Regions from separate parts of the Homo sapiens genome. Here region 2 is linked to region 1. A link is a loop called in an ENCODE intact Hi-C map of the cell type or tissue named here. Cell type or tissue: GM12878. All regions are shown on one strand.

What was found. Hi-C counts contacts between places; a loop is a spot of excess contacts. Peaks named below come from ENCODE experiments on the same cell type or tissue, not always from the same donor. Only the 100,000 strongest peaks of a DNase experiment are listed, where the experiment ranks them.
Region 2: it touches region 1 in a loop (2.7-fold over the local background); 1 of 110 quality-filtered maps calls a loop at or near these places.

The regions. Positions count from the first base shown.
Region 1 is chr4:115,779,692-115,784,691 of GRCh38, reverse strand. No RefSeq gene overlaps it. Among named protein-coding and RNA genes, the nearest start is that of MIR1973, 520 kb to the left of the region's middle. In GM12878, no CTCF peak of the experiment used is centred here; DNase peaks (open chromatin) are centred at 2,771 and 3,631; H3K4me3 peaks cover 556 bases.
Region 2 is chr4:115,948,518-115,953,517 of GRCh38, reverse strand. No RefSeq gene overlaps it. Among named protein-coding and RNA genes, the nearest start is that of MIR1973, 350 kb to the left of the region's middle. In GM12878, no CTCF peak of the experiment used is centred here; DNase peaks (open chromatin) are centred at 2,779 and 3,332; H3K27ac peaks cover 1,538 bases.

The DNA.
Region 1 (5,000 bases):
TTTTTATCAAAGTTATTGACAACAAAAAGCTTGCCTTTCATTCATGAAAACCAAAACTGAATGCTGCGGTAACAGTGGCAATTTCTTTAGTGAAAAAATTGCTATGATACTGATTAAGGCCCAGAGATGAATCTGTAGGTTACATAAAATATATAGAGGAGACAGAGAATTAAGCCTTAGAAAATATTTCATTTGCATGGTTCTCATCTCTGTGTTCCCATTAAAGCCATCAGTGCAGATTTTAACCTCTGCCAGCACTGAGTCTATTAATTAAATTAACCATCTGGGATAAAGGTAGGGCATAAGTCATTATTCATTTAATTTAGTTTAATTAATTAGTAAGTACATTTTTACATCTCTCCAGGTAATTTTAATGTTCAGTCAGAGTTGAGAAGTCCTGCTCTATATAAAAAATTTGCAAATTATTTTGAGAGAAATATAAAGTGTATTAAATACCAAACATAAGCATTTTAAGAAAAATAAACAAGGGACTCCAAATTTAATATAAAGTTTAAGGAAGAACAAAAATATTCTAGAAAGATATCAAATTAGATATGTTTTAATTAAAGTATAGATTTTAACAAGAAGAAAATTTTTATCTAAGGAGGGTAAAATAAGTGTGTTTGAAATCCCAGAGCAAGCCAAGATTAATGGCTTGAGGAGGTGAAAGAGAGTAATTTTAGAGAAGAAAAAAAGAATAAATAAAACTATCTATAATGTATTTATAAATTATGTTGCAAATGTAGTCAATAACAATCATAAAATAAAATATTTAGTGGTGTTGTCCATGTTTCTATTTGCCTCTTAGCCAGAATGTTAGCAGAGTTGATAGGATTTTTAAAGCTCTCAACTGACCTGTCCTGTAGGATTCATGGATCCACCTAAACTACCCCTGTCTTCTAGCCAACCTATAGTCTTATTTCCACCTACCCATACTCCCCTACTCCTCCATATCTGTTGCTGGATATGTCCTGCTGTGTAATTCCTCTGACTTCCCATGATAACATTACTTTTCTCCTTAATAATATGACAATGAAACTCCCAACATTAATGAAAGTATTATCGTTTGATATCTCTGATTGCTATTTGTCAGAAATTTCACCTGTGATTCATAAGCCATACAGGCTCTTGTTAATCGAAGTGTGGCCCAAGGAACAGAAACATTGACATCACCTAGTGACTTGCAAGTATTGCAATATCGTAAGTACTACATCTGATCTACTGAATTAGAAACTTTAAAATAAGGTTTTAAGTTCATTTATACGCAAATTATAACTGGTGTACTTTGATATAGAATATTTGTGTTGAGTCTTGCTGTAAAACCAAATTTACTATTACGTTAGATTATCAGGCTAAAGTATTTTGCTCTATATACGCTTCTCAAGAAAATTCCCCCTACTTTGCCATTCATTCATATATTTCAGACACCACTCCTCCTATTTACTTGTTCTCCCAACTCAACATTGTGAGTTTGAACTTCAGCTCTTAATGCCAATCTTGCATCTGTCTGTCATCATCACTGCCTGAAACAGTAGACCAAGTTTAAACAAACACCGAATCCCACAAGATCACCCTTAAAGACTTTATTTCAATTTTGTGAAGTATAAATATCCATAAGTTTGAGAAAAGTCACTCTAAATCCACCATGCTTGACTTTCCTTTGTAATATATTACTGACTACTTTTCTTTCAAATAATTTTTAATATTTTTATTTATATGTTCTTAGTGATTTCTGTTTTCTTTTCTATACTCTCTTTCTCTCCCCAAATCATGGACTTATATCTCTCTTAACATTGTGCTAATTACAGAACTCTTATATACTCAATCCTCTATCAATGTCCTCTCCAATTGCATACCTTAACTGAACTGTGGCCCACTTCCCTGAAATTTTCTTTCCCTACAGCATTCTTAAGGTGAAGATGGTTATTTTACAGTATCTCACATACATCAGGGTCATGTGGTCGTGTCTTCTTTCTTCTCAATGAAAATATCAGATCAATCCTGCTCTGTCTTCTTAAAACTAACACTACTCCCTTGAGACAGATACAATTCTGGTTGTATGACTATATTTCCATACCCTTCTTATCTATTCATTTCTTTAAAACCTCACTTCAGTGAAAAGTTTGGAATTTGACCTAATCTTGCTTTTCAATCGCATGACCTACTATTATCTAGAATGACTCAAATAGCAGCAAAGACAATCTACACAGTATCAAATCCACTTCATTTCCTTTCTTTCTGAACTCCAAAAATCTTCCCAAGTAGAACTCCCTACAAACTCACTTATTCATGTCCTGAATTTGGATATAGGGTTTCCCACTCTCAAACTTAATATTTTATCCTTTTTGGTTTCTTACTCAGATAGAAAACAACTGTTGTGACTTCAACAATATCTCAATACAGTTCAGGCATCTACCTTGTGCATTCTAATCATCCCTTCCTCTCCTCACTCTCCTTGTAAAGCTCAGTTACAAGTTCCACGTTTTAAACACCTTCCCTTACTAACATCTGTTATGCCTTGAATTCAGTAGTTTATAAATCATTTGCATAAGGATCATATGTAAAATTGCAGAACTGAATGAAAATAGAAAAATAGATTTGAGATAGGCAGGCTATCTTGTTTTCTCTTTTAATGTGGTTTGGAGAAAAAGAACAAAAGCCTCTACTTAAGCTGTGGCTGACCTAACTTCCAGCCAATCACCAACAAAAGACTCAAGAAGCCACTAACCACAAGTTCCTCCTTTCAGGGGGCTGCGGACTTCCTCAGGGACCCTTTTATGTGCAGTTAGATTCATATTTCAAATTATAATTAGGCCTTCCTCATTTTAATGCTAAAAATTATGCCACAAGATGAAGATTTAAAACGCTAATGATACACGCAATGTATGTAGAAGCAAACTGAGCCACTGCGTAAATGCTAGAAAAAGCCTTCCTATACATGCCCTGACATCATCCGTCCCCATAGGAGAGCCCCGTAAAATTGAATCCCGCACAGCTTTCAGGAAGCAGCCCCAATTGTTCCCTTTTTTTTGTGCTGGCTCCCTTGTGCACAAGTTAAATAAACTTTCTTCTCGTTGCTACGTCTCGCAATCTCTCTTATTTATATCCTGGAAGATTACAAGAACCTAGGGCACTGGCAAAAAGTTGAAACTATCTTGAGTTACCTCCTGCAGTTATCTCAATCAACATGGCTTACAAGTAGAGCTAGATGCTCTAATAGTTAATATGCAAAATTTTATACCTGAATCTGTCCAGGTTTAAAAAACTCTGAACAAGTTTGTGAAAATTTTGATTTGTACATTTTATAGAATACACAGCATACACAAATGCAGTCTCTGAAAACAGGTAAATCAAGAAAAAAGATAGATAAGTTCATAAAAGTAATTAATAGGTTATGATCACTCCACTCCTCTGTCTTTCCACCATGGTCCCAGAGAAGTTTTTTTTTTTTTTTTTTTTTCCTCACAAAAAAATGGTATTCTTCTTCAGGGAAAACATGTTTGCAAACTATTGACTGAACTTTATTGCACTGCTTTATTATTAAGCCTGTTGTTGTTTTAATACTAAGGGAGAGAGTTGGTCTCATAACATTACTCAACTTGAAAGGAAGTGCTAATCACAGCAACCAACTAGTACAGCTTCACAGAAGGCTTAAAATTTTAGTAAGTGCTTTTACTCAACAACAATGTACACCAGAGAAAAGAAAGTCCTTAGTGGTCCTTCTATGCAAAACCCATATCTGAAGTAGGAACTTATTTTAGAGTTACTCAGAAGAGATTTGAGCTTAATAAATATTGTCACAACTGATTTATTCTACTTAGCTAATTCATGTCACTAAATTATTGATATAGAAAAGTCTTACTAATGAGTAAAAACATTATCTCTGAATTATTGTGTATTTTAACCCCAAATGTTATCACTATCTCAAAATATAACTGAAATATAAGTTTCAGTTTCCTTGTACTATTTCAGTTTCCTATTTATTAATGAGCTGCAGGACATTTTTAAATTTGAGAATGCTTAGCTTGCGATAATATGAAAAATATGACATATAATATGCAAATCCAGACAAACATGCACAAAATGTGCTCGATAATTTCATTCAAAAGAAACTAGAGATAAAATATAATAGCTTATTTCTCAAAAGAACAATTAGAGAATAAATACAGATTAAAATCCACACACTAACATCCCAGGGACTAAAACTATAGATGGCAGTGTAGTTCTGCCAAGAGCGTGGGTGTTTACATTACGTTGAAATTCATTTCCTGTTGATGGATTTAAGAAAATTATTATATCAGTTAATAAAACTTCTGTTAAATAGGGTCAAAAAAGAATGATTTATGCATAATACTCAGCATACCCAGAGTATTATTTAGAATCTCTTTTCACATCAATGAATTCAAAGAAATTTTATGTGTCATTATTAATTTATTTACCATTGTGCTTCTCATCAATTTATCCTGGTTAACATAATGCCCTAAAGGGAAATATAATAGGATATATATTTCATGCAGTTAGGAATACCATATAGTGTAAAAACTATGTTTAAAATATAACAGAGTACACTGGGTATGATGGTGCGTGAGTGTAATCCCAGCTCTTGGGAAGGCTGAAGCAGTAGGCTCCCTGGAGCCCAATATTTCAAGACCAGCCTGGGACAGAGTGAGACCCCATCTCTAAAATATTATATATATAAAAATTGTATATATACATAATTATAATTAAGTAGGAAACATTAAATTAGATATATCTTTATTTTTAAATAGTATCTTTATTTTATAAATATATAAATAATACACATACATATAAATACATATGTACACACACATACATAAAGACACATAAACTCATTTAAAAATATAGGTGATATGTCTAATTTAATAATAATTTAAAAATATCTTAAATATTTTAAGACTTCTGAGGAATAATTATTATAAAAGAGTGAATTTTACCTCCAAATATCTAAAGTAGAAAGTTCTTTACGTTAAAGAAAAGTA
Region 2 (5,000 bases), 170 kb before region 1:
GGGGCCAGCCTTTGGAAACCCTGTCTAGTTGTTTTGAGAGATAGGCCACTGGCCTTGGCCAGGGCCCTACAGTCTGGGTTAAAACTCCAACTGCCATTTTTTTTTTCCTGGTTGATGAAATGCCAGGGTGAAAGGGATAGCCAAATGGACTACAGCACAAGTGCCACTCCAGTTATTCAGCAGAGTGCCCAGTAAAGGTCCACCACAATACCACCACACATCTGCTCGGGGATGAGCAAGGGCTGACTGATTGATAAGCTCTTGAAAATTCTTAAGCTTACTGCATACTTTCAGGTCTCCAAGGAGTGCTAAGTCTCCTCCCTGACGTGAGAGACACAAAGTGAACTTAGTGTTGAGAGACAGAAGCTGGATAGCCCTCGGGGACTGACCTGCAGGGACTTCAGGATATAGCAGAGAGAGCTTGGCATGACTTACTACTCCAGGCTGTAGAATCCTGGAAAAGAGCTACCATGCAGCCCATGCCTGGTCGACTGGAGGACCACCTTAGTAGAAGGGAGACAATCAGGGCCCCTGGCCTGCCATGTGCACAAGCATAACAATTGCTTTTGTTTAACGTGCAGATGGAATATTTAATCCATTTCAACCAGGCATTTGCATCTTGGTATGCTGTCTTAATTGCCAAAGTTTGTTTTAAGTCTTTAACCTTTATGATCCTCAGTAAAATGAATGTTTCCTTTAGCACCTATTTTTATTAGTTTTTAGATCAAAGAAAGCTAAACACCATTTTATATTTAATAATATTGCTTGTATGATTTTTATACCAGATAAACTAAATTTTACCTTTATATTAGTGTGTTATTAATGTTAAACTTAATTTTAATAAAACCTTGTAGACATATTTATTGAATTTTTCATGTTTGACTATAAGTTAAGATTTTATAGACTCTTTTTAACCTTTTATACTTTTTGTTAAAGAGCAGGTTGATGCTTTAAGAAAAATCTGTTGCATTTTTACTTTAATGTCCAGTTCACAGAAAAACTGGATGATACCTTTTTAACTTTAGCTAATATGTTTACACATGGAATTTTCTTTACAATTAATGTTTTAAAACTTGCTTAAACTTTTAAAACAATAATTCTTTTAACCTTTTAATGTAAGTAAAAATCCACATTCTTATGTTTCCTTATAATCTTTTTACCAAAGGTATATTTTACTTTTTTTATACACCTTGCACATAAACTGTTTCTTCAATAGTACTCAGGAGGCCTTATTATTTTTAAATTATACAACATTTTTTGCATAAAATTTTTTATAATATTTTTTTCTTTCACGACTTTTGCAAACAATTTTTCAACATGTCTCAACTTTTTGACTTACTACATTTTTTCTTAAAACAACCAGTTAATTTATTTCAGGACAAGAATTTACCATATAAGATTCTTTTTATATAAATTCTGCCTCCCCCCTTTTTCTCCTTTTTTAAAGTGAACTTTTTTTATGTCTTTGGACTAGACTGTCTAAGGCCACAAGATTAGAAGTTACCATAATACATGTTACACTGTTAACTTTTAGCAAACTTCACTTTTGTTGAAAACCTTATAAGTTTGGGATTTCAATTATCCTTTGCTATTAATAAGGCCTTGTTTAGTCTAAATTAACTTAGAATTGGTACAGATGGCCTCTTTTTCTCTCTGCTGGTCTTTCCTTGCCTCTGCCAGCCGCTTATGCTGCTGTTCTCTTAACTACTGTGGTGCGGAAGGGGGTCTAAAACCAGCTGTAACTGTCTATGTATGGAACCTGGTCTGGGTGCCTTGGCTTGCAGGTTACCTTGTGCCATACCTTTGAAACAAGGGACCTGTCCAGGCTTCTTTCTGATGGTCAACCCACCTCTAATGCTACCCAGTCTATTTCACACAAAGTTCTAAGTTTTCCTGGTGTCATAGTAACTCCATAGTCTCTATTAAATCTTTTCTTGAAATTCTTTAACATAGTTCCCAGTGGGGTGGGCTTACTTTGCACCTGACCCATTTTTTTTTTCAAGACAAAATACCACACTCACACTACACACACTCACCACAAGACAAAGAACGGGTAAAGAGGGCACACACACACTTTTACCATTTATACCAAACCAAAATCATGAAATTCAAAATCCTAGAACCAAAAAATTCAAGCCAAGTCAAAACCAAAACCAAAGTATCCAGCAATTCAAGTCAAGTCAAAACCAGAACAAAAGTGCCAATGCAGGCACACGGTGGGTGATCAGGCCACGCTTCCACTCAGATGGAGTGGGGCAAGTTCCAAAGACTAGACTTACCAAGTCAGGCCAAGTCAAAACCAGAACAAAAGTGCCAATACAGGCACACCGTGGGTGATCAGGCCACGCTTCCACTCAGATGGAGTGGGGCAAGTTCCAAAGACTAGTCTTATCAAGTTTCAGATGTCTGGACTCTAAGTGCCATTTCCTTCCTGGTGTTCAGCAACTGTGTTAATCCTCCATGGGGGGCCTGCTATGCGCTGCTCTGGTGAGGCGTTCCACCAGGGCAATTTTCTACCTGGGAGCGCTCCTTGGATCACGTCACTCAGGCTGGCCAGAGTTCCCTGCAGGGATGTTCCACAGGGCAGGCCTAAGCTGCCTAAGGGGCTGCCTCGGCCATATGTCAGTTACCTCGTTTCCCAGTCAGGGAACCAAGAAATGTAGCAGGACTAGCCGCAGACAAAACCTCTCAGACACCGAGTTGTAGAAGGAAGGGCTTTATTCAGCTGGGAGAATCAGCAAGCTACTGCCTTAAAATCCGAGCTCCCCGAGTGCACAATTTCTGTCCCTTTTAAGGGCTCACAACACTAAAGATTTTACATGAAAGGGTTGTGACTGATTGAGCAATCTAGGGGATACGTGACAGGGGTTTCATGCACTGGTAGTCAGAGTGAAACAGAACAGAGCAGGGAGTTTCCCAATGTTCTTCCATACAATGCCTGAAATCTATGGGTAACATGGGGTTCTAAGTCATGAGTTGGTTTTTAACTACTAGGTTTAGGCCAGGCAGGCCCAGGCCTGGTTTTGGGCCTGGCGCTGGACTGCTTGTCTTTGATTTCACTTCCTTGTTTTTTTCTTAAAACAGGTACTGAGTATAAAACAATATAAAACAATATGAGAGGGTCTCTCTCTTCCCTCAACATTACAACCAATCCCACAGAAATCCAAAATGACCTTAGAGATTATGAACATCTCTAGAGGTAAACCAGAAGATCTAAAGAAAATGTGTAAATTACTGGAAATGTAATATCTCAAGACTGAATCAGGAAGAAATTGAAACACTGAACAGATCAATATCAAGTCTGAAATTGAATTAGTAATAACAAAACTAGCAACCAAAAAAAAAAAAAAAAGCCTCAGACCAGATGAGTTCATAAACAAATTCTACCACATATACAAGAAGAGCTGTTACCACTACTACTAAAACTATTCCAAAAAATTGATGAGGGACTCTTCAACTCATTTTATGAAGCCACGATCACCCTGATACACAAACCTGGCAAAGCAACCACAAAAAAAGAAAACTACAGGCCAGTGTCCCTGATTAACGTAGATGCAAAAATCCTCAAAATATCAACAAACTGAATTAAATAGCATATTAAAAAGTTAATTCACCATGATCAAATAGACTTCATTCCTGGGATGCAAGAGTGATTCAACATATACAAAACAATAAATGTAATTCACCACATAAACAATTAAAAACAGAAATCATATGATTATCTCAATAGATGTGGAAAAAGCGTTAGACAAAATCCAACATTCCTTAATGAAAATCATCAACAAACTAGGCTTCAAAGGAACATAACTCAAAACAAAAAGACCTGTCTATGACAAACCCATAACAAACATCATACTAAAAGGGCAAAAACTAGAAGCATACCCCTGAAGAACTTGAACAAGACAAGGATGCCTACTCTCACCACTCCTATTCAACATAGTACTGGAAGGCCTAGACAGAGCAATCAGGCAAGGGAAATAAATACATGGCATCCCAATAGGGAAAGAATAAGTCAAACTATCTCTCTTCATGGATGTTAAGATCCTATACTTAGAGAAACCTAAAGAATCTGCCAAAAGGCTCCTGGAATGGATAAATGACTTCAGTAAAGCTTCAGGATATGAAACCAATGTATAAAAATCAGTAGCATTTCTATACAAAAATAATGTTTAGGCTGAGAGCCAAATCAAGACTACAATGCCATTTACAATAACCACATATAAAAAAATCTTGGAATACATCTAACTAAGGAACAAAAGATCTCTACAAGGAGAACTACAAAGCACTGCCAAAAGAAATCATAAACAATACAAACCTATGGAAAAGCATTCCATGCTAATGAATTGGAAGAATCAGTATTGTTAAAATGGCCATACTGCCCAAAGGAATCTACAGATACAACACTATTCCTATCAAAATGACATTTTTCCACAGAACTAGAAAAAGTATTTTAAAATTCCTATGGAACCAAAAAAGATTCTGAATAGCCAAGCAATTCTAAGCAAAAAGAACAAAGCCAGAGGTATCATATTTCCTGACTTCAAACTCTATTATAAGGGTACATAACCAAATCAGCATGGTACTGCTACAAACACAGACATATTAGACCAAGGAAAAAAAATAAACAACCCAGAAATAAAGCAACACACCTACAGCCATTTGGTCTTTGACAAAGTCGACAAAAATAAGCGATAGGGCAAGGGAGTCATGATTCAATAAATGGTGCTAGGCTAATTGGCTAGCCATATGCAGAATGAAAATGGACCTGTGTTTCTCACCATATGCAAAAATTAACTCAAGATGGATTAGAGAGTTAAATGTACCAACTCAAAGTATAAGAAACCTAGAAGAAAACATAGAAAATACTATTCTGGACATCAGACTTGGAAAATAATTTATGGCTAAGTCCTCAAAAGCAATTGCAACAAAAACAAGTATTGACAAGTGGCACCTAATTAAACTAAAGAGATTCTGTCTGGCAAAAGAAACTAACAACAGAG